Linked DNA regions of Homo sapiens: region 2 is linked to region 1. The links are chromatin loops, found by intact Hi-C in ENCODE. Cell type or tissue: B cell. All regions are shown on one strand. Each heading gives the region's core, and the rest is flanking DNA. Links, peaks and the distances in the headings are about the cores only.

Region 1 (7,567 bases), core at 1,800-5,799:
GCATTTTACATAAGACAACATAGGCAAAATGGGGCAGGGAAACAATCAGATATGCATTTGTGTCTGGTGAACTGGGGATGACTGCACCTGTAAAGACAAGTTATCAGTTTGCATTGCCATGGTGTAATTTTAACAGCTCATGAGGAATTTCCTCGTGGGCAAAATATGGGGGAGGCATGTAGCTTTTCATCTTGTAGCCATATTATTTAGGAACCAGAAGGGGGAGGCAGGTTTGTGTGACCCAGTTCCCAGCTTGATTTTTCCCTTTGGTTAAATGAGTTTGGGGTCCCAAAATTTAATTTCCTTTCACACAAGAAACATTGGAAAGATTTCAACTGGGGTCTACCACTGAATGGTTGGTCTAGGATTCAAAGGTAGTGAAATGAATGTATAGATATATGTGGGTAAACCATTAAGAGCTTTTAATCTTTGTCCCAAAGGAGAACTCTCTCATTCTGGAGGATCCTTTTGAATGTAATGATTCGGGAGAAGATTGCACTCACAGTTCCACAATAATTCAGTGTTTGTTAACTCATAGTGGAAAGAAACCCTATGTCAGCAAACAGTGTGGAAAATCCCTTAGTAATCTTTTGTCCCCTAAACCACATAAACAAATTCATACTAAAGGTAAATCATATCAATGTAATCTATGTGAAAAGGCCTATACTAATTGCTTTCACCTTAGACGGCCCAAGATGACTCACACTGGAGAGAGGCCATATACATGTCATCTATGTAGAAAAGCCTTCACTCAGTGTTCTCACCTTAGAAGACATGAGAAAACTCACACAGGAGAGAGACCATATAAGTGTCATCAATGTGGGAAAGCCTTTATTCAATCCTTTAACCTTCGAAGACATGAGAGAACTCACCTTGGAGAAAAGTGGTATGAATGTGATAACAGTGGGAAAGCCTTTAGTCAAAGCTCTGGCTTTAGAGGAAACAAAATAATTCACACTGGAGAGAAACCACATGCTTGTCTTCTATGTGGGAAGGCCTTCAGTCTGTCTTCCGACCTTAGATGACATGAGAGAACACACACTGGAGAAAAGCCATATGAATGCCATTTATGTGGGAAAGCCTTCAGTCAATGTACTAATCTTAAATAACATCAGAAAATTCACGCTGGAGAGAAAATTATAAACATCTTCAGAACATATTCTGACTTTAGATGACACGGTGTTAGGAATGACGAAGGTAAGGAATGTGGAAGAGACTTCAGCTGTAGTTGTAGCATCTGAACATGCCAAAGGACTAACATTTTGAAGAAATACTGTAATCAACATGGAAGATACTTCAGTTACCTTTATTCTTCAGTCCACATCAATAAATTCATATGGAAGAGAAATTGTATGACATGTATGTACCAAAGACTTGTTAGTGATCTGAGCATAAATGACATGAGAGAGCTGAAACTGTCAACATAATCAACTAAAAGTCTTCAGCAACAGCTTTAACTTAAAACATGTGGGACTTTCAAGTAGAGAATCTCTAACTCTGCATTCAGTGTTAAAATGTTTTTATTTGCAATTTATTGTCAAATAACATGAGAAAACTTTACTTGGATGAACCCTTTATTTGTATTTTCTGTGAATAAACATTCAGCCAAGCACCAGGCCTGATGTTCACAAGAAAACACAGTGATAAAATGCTGCTAAAATGGAAAATAAGAGAGGAAAGCCTTCATAAGCTAAATAAGAAGGGAAAGTCTTTCCAAGGGCAATGAATTCTCTTGGAATACCAAATACGTCTTACTGGAGAAGTTATGCAATGAAAAATCATGAGAAATCCTTTCTTCATAGAGCAACACTTGTGGCACATGTGAGATTTCTCACTGGACAAAACATGGTTAGCATCTTGAAAGGAGAAAATTCTTTAGTGGTAATTCATTTCTTAGTTGACACTAAGTTTCTCACATTGAGGAGCTATCAAACTTGAAAATCACTGTGAAGAAACCTGATAGATTTCTTATCAGAAAAGTGAGTCAAGAAGGTGGACCTCTAGAAAAAACTCTTAACACATACTTTAGCAAAATAATTCAGAAATTTGAGAAAATATCTATTCATAAAAATGTGGCATGTAGATGCATAATAGCAAAGTGACCAGGGAAAAAATTGAATGCAGAATTATATAAGAAATCTCATTAAACTTTTCCAAAAGATCAATACTTACAAATATTGAAAGAATACAATCTGTTGTTGAAAAAACTTAGTATGTTGGCAAAGCCCTTGTTTCATTTATGCAGCCCTAACAAATCGATTTGCATCTGCACCCCTTGGGTGAGATTCTTGGTCGAGATTCTACCCCAACTTCTGAGTCTCCCCAGTCTTCAACAGCTCTTTCCTCACAGCTCACCTCCCTTTACTTCAACGTCCACTAAAATCACTTGTTTCCATCCAACCCTCGAGTTGACACACCAGGGATCTTCAGCCCCACTTGCTAGATTTCTCAGTGTGTCATTGCATAGATTTAGCAGGGAAATGGAGGCTGTATCAAAGACACTTAGTATATGCATTTGGGTGTCCCCAGCCCTTTCCTCTGTCTCTGAGCAGTTACCTGGGATCAGAGAATAAGGGAGCTCTTCTCTTCTATCCCTCAGAAGGCTCTTGAAATTTTGTCCCTGGAGCCTCTCTAACTGGAAGTAGAAGTTCATCTCATAACACCCCACATTTTATTCAGGTAAGTCCTGAGTTATTACACAGAGATAGACACAGCTGTGCTCCTTTTACTGCAGTCCAGAAGATAAAACACCAGCATGATAAAACAGCCGAACCTGTCAGCTACCTTGCAAGTCTTTCCTATATTTGATTCAATGTACTTTTCCCGAAGCAAAATGAAAGTTCTCACAGAGGGGCCCTCCTCTGCCTTGTCCTCAGAATTGGAAAATGTATTGTCCGTGAAGGAGCCTCACCACTGAACCTAAAACTCAAGAGAAAATGTTTCCTGAATATCAAGTGGGATGACTTGAAATTTTGCCAAACAGGCACAATCTTAATACGATCGGCCTTACTAAGGCTAAATGGCCTTATCCATGGTTGAAATTGACACATCATTATACTTTAAAAACTCCACAAATGATTGATTTTACTCTGCAGCCAGGGTTTATGTCAACTGTGAGGATAATGAGCAAGAAATTCAAGCCCTTGGCAAACTGGTTGGAGAGGCAAGGACTGTGTCCAGGCAGACAGAGCTCATATAATTATTTATTGTTTAATCTATTTAATTAAATATGTAATTTACCCACAAACTGTAGCTGACATTATATGTACTCCTGAGCCACATTAAGATGTACTATTTGTGCTGTGAAATTCTATGGGATTTGACAAATGCATGGTGGCAGATCTCCAGCCATTATTAAAGCGTAACACAGAATGCTTCTCTTATTCAAGCTCGTCTTCCCTCCACATAGAGGGAATCAATCGACTTTTGTATACTGATTTTTGTATTTGCTTCTTTATTTCCATCTTCTTTAATTAAAGCACAAGATATCGTACTCAATTTCCATTTGATCTTCCAAAAGGAAAGTACTGAATAATCCACACCTGAATTTCAGTGATTCAGACTCAGGTCTACCGCTAAGGCCAAACGTCCTGTGCTGCCACCTCATGGCCGGCAGAGGGCAATGAAACCCATCTTTCCGGCCATGCAGGGCGCATGAGCAGTCTGCCTCCCTCGGCGGGCCGGGTCTCCAGGGAGGACCTGATTTTTCTTCACCCATAGTTAGGGAGGCGCAATCGCCCTGGCTTTGGGGCTGGGGCCTCCGGGGAGGTTCCGGTAGGGGCGTTGGAGAGGCCGCTCTTTTTGCAAGGCCCGAGACGGCGGGCCCTGCGCAGGCCGCCCTATTCCGCGCCCTCAGGGCGTCAGTATCCGCCTGAGGCCGGATACCCCAGCTGGGCCCGGATGCCGTCGATGGGCCCGGAGCATCCTCGGCGCTGCCCTCCCAGAGCCCCGCAGAGGCTGAGGTGGCGCGGGGGGCGGGCCCGGCTCCGCGAGAAGCAGCGGCAGCGAGGGCTGGAGGACCCGGGCTACGGGGCTCTGGGGCGTCTGGCCTGGGTGGGACTGAGCCCATTCGGGGGGACTCCGGGGTTCTGGTGTAGGTAGATCCGGGGCAGGCTCAGGACCAAGTCCCTCTCCTTCCACCAAGGAGCGCCCAGAGGCCGGCGGGAGCTCCAGGTTCACCTCCTCCTCCTCCAGGTGTTTACTTTTCCTTTATTTCTGTGAGGCCAGAAATTGTCGCCATCCTTCACATCGGTGAATCGGGACCCTAACACTCATTACCTCAGGTTTATTGTTATTGCCATTAACAGTGTTGGTGGCATTATCACTAAGATCATCATTGTTGTTATTATTGTCATTTATGATTATTAGCAGGTGTGTTCATTTTGTCTTACTATGCATTTTTTTTTGGGGGGGGGATTGGTTTTGTATGACGTTGAATTGAGCTTCTTTAATCTTGACCAGTGTCAGATTTCTGAAGAGCATTCCGGAGGACAACTCCTACCTTTCAGCGCAGCCACAGAATTTCGTGGGCACAGGAGAGCACTTAGAATATTCCCCTTTCATTGCACAGCAGCTTTGGGAAATAGTGGCTGCCTGGCTCTGAGATGAGGTAGAAAAGACTGGATACTGGGGCAAGTGTTAGCACCTCCACTGGTGTTTTTATGAAGCTAAGCGCACTGTCTCCCACGTAGACTTAGAATAAAATCTGATGGCTCTAAAGGGCCGTGGCTGCCCTTCCTGGGACTTCCTGGGAACCTTTAAAGCTTCTGTGGTTTCTGGAGTAGGTAGGTTGCCAAGTCTGTGCCTCATATGGTAGTACCAGTCTTTGCTGGGCCAACAAGGACATTTAGAATGTTTCCAGAAGCTCAGGCATGCTGTTTCTGTTCCTCCCTTCTGTTCAATGGCAATTCACTGGGTCCCTGGCTGACATAGAACATCCTGCAGAAGGTTGGGCTTGGGTGACTTCCTGGTCAGCCTTCCCAGGCAGTCATCTTTGAAAACCTTGAAGAGACTCAAAGAGGCCATTCACTGGTATTTCATGACTGCAGGTGGGGTTTCTGGATCCTTGAGTTTACTTAGCATATTTGAATGGCTCTGAATGGCCAAGAAACCCTCCCTGGTCTTAGAAGCTGCCAAAAGCTATTACTGGGCCTCTGAAGAGACTTTTAAATTTTTCCAAGTACATTTGAGCATAGGAAACTTTTCCAGGTCTAGTTGAGCTAGCTCAGGTCGAGTCCTGAAAAACTAGTGGGTATTGGGGGATCCTATCTTACGAAAGAGCAATTGGTGGCAAAGCTGTGTCTCCAGGACAGCTGTGTGTGTATATGTCTGTAGAACATGCCTTTTAGTCATCTTTGGTAACTGAACACCATTTGTGAATGGATAAACTATATTCATTGCTGTACAATAATGAAAAATCCATATTAACAATGGCAGTAATACAAATATTGATGGATATTAACAGGAATAATGATCATCATGATACTAGTACTAATGGTTTTAATACTGATAATAATACTAACCCTATGGGCTTGGGACATATAGGTTTTCCATAAGTGGATAATAGGCATAAATATTTGTCTGTGTAGGGTTATTTCAAGTCCCAAAAAGCAAGGATGAACATCTAGAACGAGAAGAAAAACAATCTGGAGGTTAGTATGTGCACACCTGGGGACTCCTGTGTTAACTTCTGGTGTTTCAGCCTAAGAGAGAATGTTAATATAACCCTGGTCCTGGAACACCATGCTGACCAACACCTACCAGCTTTCAGGAGATAAGACAGCTGGCTGATGGGGCAGGGATCCAGAGAAGGCACGGGTCCACACCTGCACATGTTGCCCAGTGGCAGAGTTCATGACAAGCAATAAGCCCCAGGACAATGTCATTCCCAGCCACCTGGCTGTCATCTGCTCTTTCATGACCCCTCTCTCCTGGTACCTCTAGGCACTGGCATGTCCTCCAGAGGCTGTAGGAGGGCATGATACTCAGTACTCTCACACCTGCAGGAGGCAAGAAAGATGGAAACAGCTAAATACCATGGCTTCTGGATTTTTTTTGGTGGGCATGGCATATTTTGCATTTGCTTTAATAATGGTGGAACCCAGTCAGTGGCTTGCAATACGGATCTAGATGACTCTGGACACCTGTAGAGATTTTGACAATTTCCAGAAGGTCACAAGTTCTTGGAGACTTTTTCATGAGTTCTTTGACTGAAAAGGTGGTTCAAAGAGCTTCTATACTGACTTAGAAAATGTTGCAGAGGCCAGGTGCGGTGGCTTATGCCTGTAATCCCAGCACTTTGGGAGGCCAAGGCAGGCGGATCATGAGGTTAGGAGTTTGAGACCAGTCTGACTAACATGGTGAAACCCCCTCTCTACTAAAAATACAAAAATTAGCCGGGCGTGGTGACACACACCTGTAATCCCAGCTACTCAGGAGGCTGAGGCAGGAGAATCGCTTGAACCTGGGAGTCAGAGGTTGCAGTGAGCCAAGATCGTGACACTGGACTCCAGCCTGAGCGACGGAGCGAGACTCTATCTCAAAAATAAAATAAAAATAAAAATAAAATAAATAAATAAATAAATAAATAAATAAAAAGGAAGACAAAAGAAAGTGTTGCAGACACTGGTGAACAGGTAGGCCCTCTCCTGCCACTCCAGGTAAAAGTTTCTTGGCCACAAACCTGATTTAGCAATATCCCTTCATCTTAGGTGGGTAACAGAAAGCTATTCATGACCTATCCAAGCATGGAGAGGGGATTTGACTTAGAAAACTGTTAGGTGGACTAGTTGCTGAAAGAAAGTGCATTCTAGGGCTCACAGGCCTACACATAGAGTTGCTATCACATAAAGCATATGTACGAATTCTTTCTGAGCCCATGACAAGATGAGGGTGCACTTCATCAGTCTCCTATGCTGGTATGAATAGGTACTTGCCTGAAAAATAAAAGAATAATTCAGGAAGCCCATTCTTCTACAGGACACCAGGCAGTACAGTAGGAGTCCTGGGGTTGCTGTGGTATTTATGTTTTAAGGTTGTCTTTTAATCATCTTCAGCAAATTCAACAGTCTTCAGGAACATAAAAAAATTATTCAACATTGCATAAAAACGACCAAAAATGTATCCATGATAAAGAACTGTACCAATATAATAATAACATTAATAACAATCATAATGGTGATGATATAAATGTCAATTTAATGAAGAGAGTAATAAAAATGCAGATATTTAAGAACATATTCCTGTAAGCCTGTGACAATGTTCCCATATGAGCCCTCATGTTATTGATTAGATGGAGAAGCTTAGGGCTACATCTTGAAATATCTTCTGTGTTGGCAAAGAAGAGTGGCAGTAGGGAGAATAATTCTGAGCCACATGAGAGCATAGGCAAAAGTGGAGATACCTGTGCCATGTGGAAATACATTACAAATGGACTATGGCAAAGGGTCTGGCCAGAGTCTTGCCTGACACACGTCGTACAAAAGCCTTCAGTAGTTCACCTCAAGAAATAGCGTGTCCAGGCTGTAAATGAGAGGCACTGGGCAGACAGATCCACACCCGCCTCCTG
Region 2 (7,567 bases), core at 1,346-5,345, 170 kb after region 1:
CCCCCACGCTCCACCCTCCACCCCCCCCCCCACCTCCCCACCATAAACACATGCCCTGCAGCAGGACTTGCCACTCAGGGGCTCCTGGGGGCCCGATTAACCTGCTAAAACATCCTCTAGCCACCACCAAATAAAGCAACCCCTTGCCACCCAACCACAGAAGCACAGCCTGGGAGCCACTCCAAGGGACATCCAGTCACATTAAAACCTCAGCCATCCAGAGCACCAGGCCTGGTGATGAGAAAGAACATTTTATCCTTAAAAACATCTGAATGCCCATGCTGCTTCTTGCAGAGAAAAGTCCAAAATAATCTGCTATTAAAGAACGAGGATGGTTTTGACATTTTTACCAAGCTAATGGTCTACGCAGACAAAATCTCATAAAAGTGCACTCTGTTCTTCTTGATCCACTCAGACATGGCCTGTGAGTGAAGAAACGGGCTCTCCTCCTCAAAGAAATTGCTGCTGATCCTCACACCAGCCTGACACTGCTTCATGGGTTCTTCAAAGAGAGTATTCCCATAGAAACTAAAAGGGAAGAGGAATGTGTCTGGCGGGCATTGTGGGCAGCAGTGGGTTTTGGGCCAAATTTTAAGTTTGAAAATCAAGATTCCCTCTTTTCGAGGGGCCGCCAGACTGAGCAGATACAGACACCGTGAAAAGAGGGTGCCATATTCAGATTCAGGAAACAAGGATGGTTTCTGTTCAGTTCCTGCATCATCCTTCAGGTCATGCGATTCCCATTTCCCTCTGTGGACCAAGAAATTCAGTGGGGTTTCTGCCTTTTAAATATTTCATTATCAATATATCATCCTTCTAGCCTCCAGAAAGCATTTTAACATGGAGATTCTGGCTTAAGACACTTGTGGGTCTGTCTCTCTCTCTCTCTTTTCCTTGAAACAGGGTCTCACTTTGTCACCTAGGCTGGAGTGCAGTGGCATGATCACAGCCCACTGCAGCCAGACCTTCCAGGCTCTAGCAATCCTCCCACCTCAGCTTCCCAAGTACTTGGGACTACATGCACGCACCACCATACCTGGCTTTTTTTTTTTTTTTTTTTTTGGTAGATATGAGGCTTCACCACGTTGCCCAGGCTGGTCTTAAACTCCTGGGCTCAAGCAATCCTCCCCCTTCGGCCTTTCAAAGTGCTGGGATTATTAGCTTGAGCCACCACGCCCGGCCAAGAACCTTGTGATGCACCCCAGAACAAAACATCACTGCAAAAACACACCAAGGCATGAGTTTCAGTCCTAATTCCCATTTATCCACCATACACTATGTGCCAGGCACAATGCTAAGTGCTTCTATGGACGAGCTTCCCTTAATCTCAGCAGTAACAACCCCAGGCAATGGGGCCTGTTGACCGATCCATTTGCCACTGAAGACAGTAAGGCTCAGAGAGGGTAAGTGGCTTGTGCCATGTCAGCCAGCTAAGGAGGGGCAGAACCAGGATGCAAACCCCAGCCACCTGGCTCCAGACTCACGTTCCCAAGGTCCCACTACACTTGGTCACTCCATTGCATTCTGGTATCCTGGTCTTTGGCAGAGTCTACGTAAAAGAGGGAGGTAGAGGGAGTGAGAGGGACCTCACGCAATCAAGTTTCCCGGCGTTACACTGCCACCGTCATTGTGTCCCCGACCAGGACCTTTCCCTTCTCATCCTTTCCGTGATCGGCCCTGGAAAACCTTCCAGAGAACTGTCCTCCTTCTCCCGGGATCTCAGAGAAAATTCATCTGAGTTCAGTGTCCAGGTGACCCAAGCTCTGAATGCAGTAAAGTGCACGGGGAGATGAGGATGTCACCATGAACAAGCCTCCCAGACAGCATCCAGGAGCAACCCCAAGACTGGGCAGTGGGGGCTCTGATGCAGCCCACGGCGAGGAGGGCTGCCCGTGCTGCCTAAATGGGTTCAGAATGAAGGCGCCCTCTCTCCCATGTGGGGCTCATTCACCACGAAACAAATGATTAAGACACGCTCAGCTGAGCAAATGGTCAAACATAAAAACATGTGGAAGGAGCAAAGAGGTCAACCCCATTATCCATCAAAAACCATCAAGGTGGCGGCCCTCACTGAGGGGTACAGCTCCTCAGCGGGCCCTCATCTGCCCTCCAAACCCACGTGCCTCCCCAGTGGAAGGCCAGCAAAGCCACACAGGAAGAGTTGGGGTAGGAAAGCAGAAAGTGAACCCCAGGAGGCCAGGCTGGCCACGGAGCCCCATCGCACACACACAGGCCCGGTGACTCAGGGTTCCACGTGTGCAGGACACCGGGAGCTCACAGGGACAGCGCCCCGGGGGATGCAAGGAACTTTCCCTCTCTGTCCCTCTCTGTAGGGATGGAAAGAGGAGAGCGATTTCTGGGATGGAAGCCATCTGCCTCCTCTCAACTCTCGCTGCCCAACCAGAAAGGGAAGAAAAACAGGAAGATGCGGGATAGGTGAGGAGCTGGGTGAGCGCCGCCAGCCCGCAGCCCAGCAGAGCAGGGCTTGGCCAAGCCTGGCTCCAGGTACTTCCCCCCTGCCCCCACCACAAGCCCCTCGCCAGGTGAGAGGCACCGGCAGAGTCCCAGACAGATGCCCCAGACAGGATGCCCGGGGCAACCCCCGCCCCTTCCCCTGCTGAGGGCCCCCAGGACGCGGGGCTCCCCCTCCTCTTTTGACTAGCCGCAGAGTCCAGTGGGTCTCTAGTCCAGGGACGTCGTGGGAGAATCAGGAAGTCTAAGCCACACAGCCGAGAAGGGGCAGCTGGCGTCTCGGAGGCCGTCACGAGCTGTCACTCCGCGCCCGCCGGAGTTGCCGCTCAGTTACCAACTTCAACCCGGGGCCGGCCACGGAGCCTCCCGCCGTCCCTACCCCGCGTCCCCGGCACCCCCGCGCCCCCGGCACCCCCGGACCCCCGCGCCCGCGTCACTTACTCCTCTGCCGTCGCCACCTGTCTGGGTGCAGGTCTCCTCCCTGCCTGGCCGCGGAGCGTCCTCCCCGTCCTCGCAGTCCTCGGGCTGTGCGCTTCCCCGCTCCAGCAACCAGCCGCAGCCTCTTCTCCTCGGGAGGGACGTCGTCCTCCTCCCTCCTGGGCCGGCCATCCTTGCCTCGGGGCTTGCCAGTGGCTTCGGAGCTGCCGGAAGGGCTGGCCATGGCTCCGGGGGCTCTGCCTGCACTTGGGGAAGAGGAAGGACCCGGCGCGAGCGGCCTCTCGGCGGAGCTGGGGCGTCTGAGCGCGGGCTCGGTGGGTCCGCGCGGCTCGGAGCTGGGCATCGGGGCCGGCGCGGGCTCCTCCGCGGGCCGCTCCTGGCTCTCTAGCGCCCTCTGCTGGCCGCTCGCACGCACCGCGGACACGCCGGGCCGGGGCCTGCGCCGCGCTCACCTGCCCTGGCCTAGGCGGTCGCTGTCCCCTGCTCTTGGCCAGGCCAGCTCCGGCCAGGCTCTGCACCTCCTCCCCGCCCCAGCCAGGTTGCACCCCGATGGTCTCCCTGCCCAAGGAGGAGAGAAGAGAAGGGACGCCCCGAGAGGGTGGACATCGGCCACAGCCACCTTGTCTTTGCTCTTACCCTGTGTCTTGCATGATTTGGAGGTGGTGGGAAAACCGAGGCTGCTCAAAACTCGTGGAGAATTCCTCCTGCAAGATGACATGAATGCACCTTCGCGTTGCCTACCAACAGATCTTTTTTGAGCATCTCTGTGGCCCACGCGTGGTGATGGGGGAGGGGATATTTTGGTGAACATGACAGGCATGGCCTTCACACAGTAGGGCTCAGCCCTGGGTGAGAAGGCATTGAGAACGGACATTGTCAATTGGGCAAAGGGAGGCCAAGGAGAAGTGCTGGGGGCATGGGAACTGAAAAAGACAGGAGGCTCAGCAGGTCTTGGAGCTGGGAGAGGGACAGCAGCAGCGGCTGTTCCAAAGGAAGCAACAGCTGAGAGACGTCTCAGAGAGTTGTTCTCAGCCCAGTGGATCATGTTTGGGCAGAGGGAACAGCGTGTGCAAAAGCCCAGAGGCTGGGAAAGAAGCAGAAAGAGGACTGTGGGGCTGGAGCATGGAGGGCGAGGGGAGAGAGGTGTGGTGGGCAGACAGATTGCCTGGGACCCAGCCGTGCAGGGACAGAGGAGATAGGGGATCCTTGCAGGCCCCCAGCCAGGGCTCAGGCACAGAGATAATGCAGGTGGGCAAAGAGAGGAGATGTGGAGAAATATTTTGGAGGCATGACCTGATGAATGAGCCCAGGATGCACTCTTAGTGTCAGTGTGGAGCTCCTTCTTTGGCTGTGTGATCAGCTGAACCCGGGGGTATTTTCTGGACATCGAGGTGCTACACCAAGAGTCCAGGACAGGCTAAGTGAGCACCAGCAGCTCCTGGCCTACCTCAAAAGCAGGAGAGACAGGGGAGACTGGGGAGGCCGGGGAGGAAGGGGAAGCCAGGAAGGCAGGAGAGGCCAGGGAAGCAGAGGAGGCCAGGGAGGCAGTGGAGGCAGGAGAGGCTGGGGAGGCTGTGTCCTTTCCATGATTCTGCCCGGGATCCTAGGCCCCTGAACTCCCTGAGCTTCTCCACCCCAAGCGCTGGAACCATGTTGCACAATGGTCTCTCCACTAAGCTCCTGATGGCAGACCCTACCCTGCTGTGCTCCCTATTTCAACCCTAACAGCTCTCACAGTGGGCAGCACATAGTAGGTGCTCAGGAAACACTGGTGGGAGAGCACATGGGTCTGCTCAGCACCTTCCTCTCTCCTCCAGCTCTCCCCTGTCATGAAATAATTCTGATAACGACACATGGGCTTTGAGACCCTCTTCTATTACTTTCCATATGCTAATCCATCTATACCTCACAACAGCCCTGGGGGTGGGTGCTATTAGGATGTCCATTTTACAGAGGAGGAGACTGAAGTATAAAGAGGGTAAGTGACATAGGCACACTACAGGGGCCGGGGCCAAGTGATCGCAGCACTCAATCCCCAAAGGCAAGGTGGACACAGTTACCATAAAAGACAGCAGAGGCAAAGCTGCAACCAGAATAGCCTGACTCGCAGAGACCTATGGTGCCAGCTGATCGTGGCATTCCTAGAAGTGAAATAGGTCAGAAGCCTGCCACATTTTTACTTGATCTGTGTTTGCAGAAGATTTCTAGGTCAGGTGAGTAGAAGTCTAATCTGAATCATAAAAACAGAGTCACAGTCCCCAGTCAATTCCCAGACATAAGCCAGTTCACAGACCCGGAGTCCCTTGTCTGAAATGGGAAGCCAGGTCCCCTCCAGAAAGGACTCTACTCCACTGCCAAAAATTTATACTGTCAATTTTTCTCCCAGCCTGCCCCCGAAGGAATACACAGCCTTTTACCAGGATGACTGAACAGGGGAAAAGGAACTAATGAGATCTGTGCAGGATCACTGGACACAGGCTCTGAACTGGCACTAGGGCAAGACTAGGGTCTACCAGTCAGAATAGGCATTTTGGAGGTCCGGTGAATGTTGGTGCAACTTCATGTCATGGTAGATCCATTGGGTCCCCAAATCCATCCTCTGGTTATATACAAAGTGGCCTTGCTGAGATTAAAATTCAGGGCATCCAACATGGAGGCTGTGCTCTTACTCATGAAACATTCTGACACTAGTAACCAATTTAAAAATGCAAACATCTCCTGGGGCTAGCCAGAGTCCTCCAAACAGTCACGTAAATTGGTTCTGTCAAGGATTTCCTCCTACGCCCTGCTGAGAGCCAGTTGCAAGGACAGACTAGGGAAGGGCATTGGGTAACTTTGTTTCTAAAAGCTCTTTTGGATAAAGACGTTTGGGAAAAGAAGCAAATAGAGTTCAGCAGAAGAGGTAAGAAAGTAAGTTTATGTTTGGCCAGGCACGGTGACTCACACCTGTAATCCCAGGACTTTGGGAGGCCGAGGTGGGCAGATCACGAGGTCAAGAGATCGGACCATCCTGGCCAACATGGTGAAGCCCCGTGTCTACTAAAAATTCAAAAATGAGCGGGCCATGATGGCACACGCCTGTAGTCCAGCTACTCGGGAGCCTGAGGCAGGAGAATCACTTGAACCCAGGAGGCAGAGGTTGCAGTGGGCCGAGATCATGCCACTGCATTCCAACCCGGCAACAGAACGAGACTCCGTCTCATAAAACAAACCAAAACAAACAAACAAAAAAGCAAGCTTATTTTTAAGCCTGAACAAGTGTAATGGTTTAGGGGTTCTGCAAATACGGCCCCAATCAGGCTACAAGATGTTGTGGCAGCAACACTTACACCCAGTCACTCCTGGCTGGCTGAACCACTTTTCAAAACACCCTTGCACAGCTGTGCAGAGCGGCTGGCTCCACTGGCAGCCGGCAGAGCCATAACTCACACTGTCACCACTCCCCTCAAACCCTTTCAGTAAGCATATTCTTTATTATTTTTTTTTTTTTTTGAGACGGAGTCTTGCTCGAGACGGAGTCTTGCTCTGTCATCCAGGCTGGAGTGCAGTGGCGCAATCTTGGCTCACTGCAAGCTCTGCCTCCCAGGTTCATGCCGTTCTCCTGCCTCAGCCTCCCAAGTAGCTGGGACTACAAGCGCCCGCCACCATGCCCGGCTAATTTTTTGTATTTTTAGTAGAGACGGGGTTTCACCGTGTTAGCCAGGATGGTCTCAATTTCCTGACTTTGTGATCTGCCCGCCTTGGCCTCCCAAAGTGCTGGGATTACAAGCTTGAGCCACCGCGCCCGGCCTGGTAAGCACTTTTAATCAATACAACAGGAATAAACATTTGCTGCTGAGCGGCAATGTTCAGGGAGGAACATGCTTCCACTCAGGCTCAGAAAGCAAAACCTCCTGGCTGTTTGCATCTGTGCGAGAGCTCGCAGGAAAAGCCCTCTGTGTGGCTGCCAGCCTCACACTCTCCCCCTAAGGGGTGAGTTTCTCTTTCCATGTTAATCTATGCCCTGACGTGCCATCTGTCAACCACCACACCATTCTCAGTTGACATTTCAAAGCATCTTTGCCCTGTGAATGGTCACCAGCCCTGCCCTGCAATCCCCCAGCTGACATTGAACTTAAATGAGAGAGAAAACAGGTTTCGGGGTGGATTTCAGTTCAGCATCTTTGAACCTCTGTGTGGACATGAAATCTGTCTCCCCAGCTGTGGGCTGCATCCTTGTTTGTCATCTGGTTTTGTTTTTGAGGACTTGGAAACTCGTGGGCACCTTTGCAATTTGTCAAGAAGCTGCACGGCCCTTCCAACAAAAGCAAGCAATAGGAACAGAAGCCCAAGGCATCAGATCAAGGTGCGACTTAAAGCAGCCTCAGTGTAAAAACAAACAGGAGTCAGAGGGATGCCTAAGGCAGAGTCTAGTCCCCAGGGCAGCTATAAGGCAAAGAGAAAGAGAGAGAGGTAGACCGAGACAGAGACAGAGATAGAAACATAGAAAGAGATGGGAGGAGATATGAGACACCCAGGCCTCTGCATCAAAATCCCTACAAGAGGGGCTTCCTAAAAATGCAGGAGGCTGAGGTGGGCGCACACAGAAGTTCAAGACTAGCCTGGGCAACATAGCAAGACCCTGTCTTTACAAAAAATACAAAAATCAGCCAGGTGT

The links. A loop is a pair of places that touch in the nucleus more often than their neighbours do. Peaks named below come from ENCODE experiments on the same cell type or tissue, not always from the same donor. Only the 100,000 strongest peaks of a DNase experiment are listed, where the experiment ranks them.
Region 2: it touches region 1 in a loop (23-fold over the local background); 4 of 110 quality-filtered maps call a loop at or near these places.

Annotation. Positions count from the first base shown.
Region 1 is chr11:71,809,970-71,817,536 of GRCh38, reverse strand. The region is part of intron 10 of XNDC1N-ZNF705EP-ALG1L9P (XNDC1N-ZNF705EP-ALG1L9P readthrough); the gene reads left to right. It also overlaps the pseudogene ALG1L9P and the pseudogene ZNF705EP. Among named protein-coding and RNA genes, the nearest start is that of DEFB108B, 19 kb to the left of the region's middle. RefSeq lists a silencer at 3,929-4,028. In B cell, for the core only: a CTCF peak has its summit at 3,636 (motif pointing right); a DNase peak (open chromatin) is centred at 3,666; H3K4me3 peaks cover 609 bases; H3K27ac peaks cover 444 bases.
Region 2 is chr11:71,635,116-71,642,682 of GRCh38, reverse strand. It overlaps the pseudogene LOC645544. Among named protein-coding and RNA genes, the nearest start is that of KRTAP5-11, 56 kb to the right of the region's middle. RefSeq lists a silencer at 3,209-3,388. In B cell, for the core only: CTCF peaks have their summits at 3,118 and 3,319 (motif pointing left); a DNase peak (open chromatin) is centred at 3,322; H3K4me3 peaks cover 625 bases; H3K27me3 peaks cover 1,666 bases.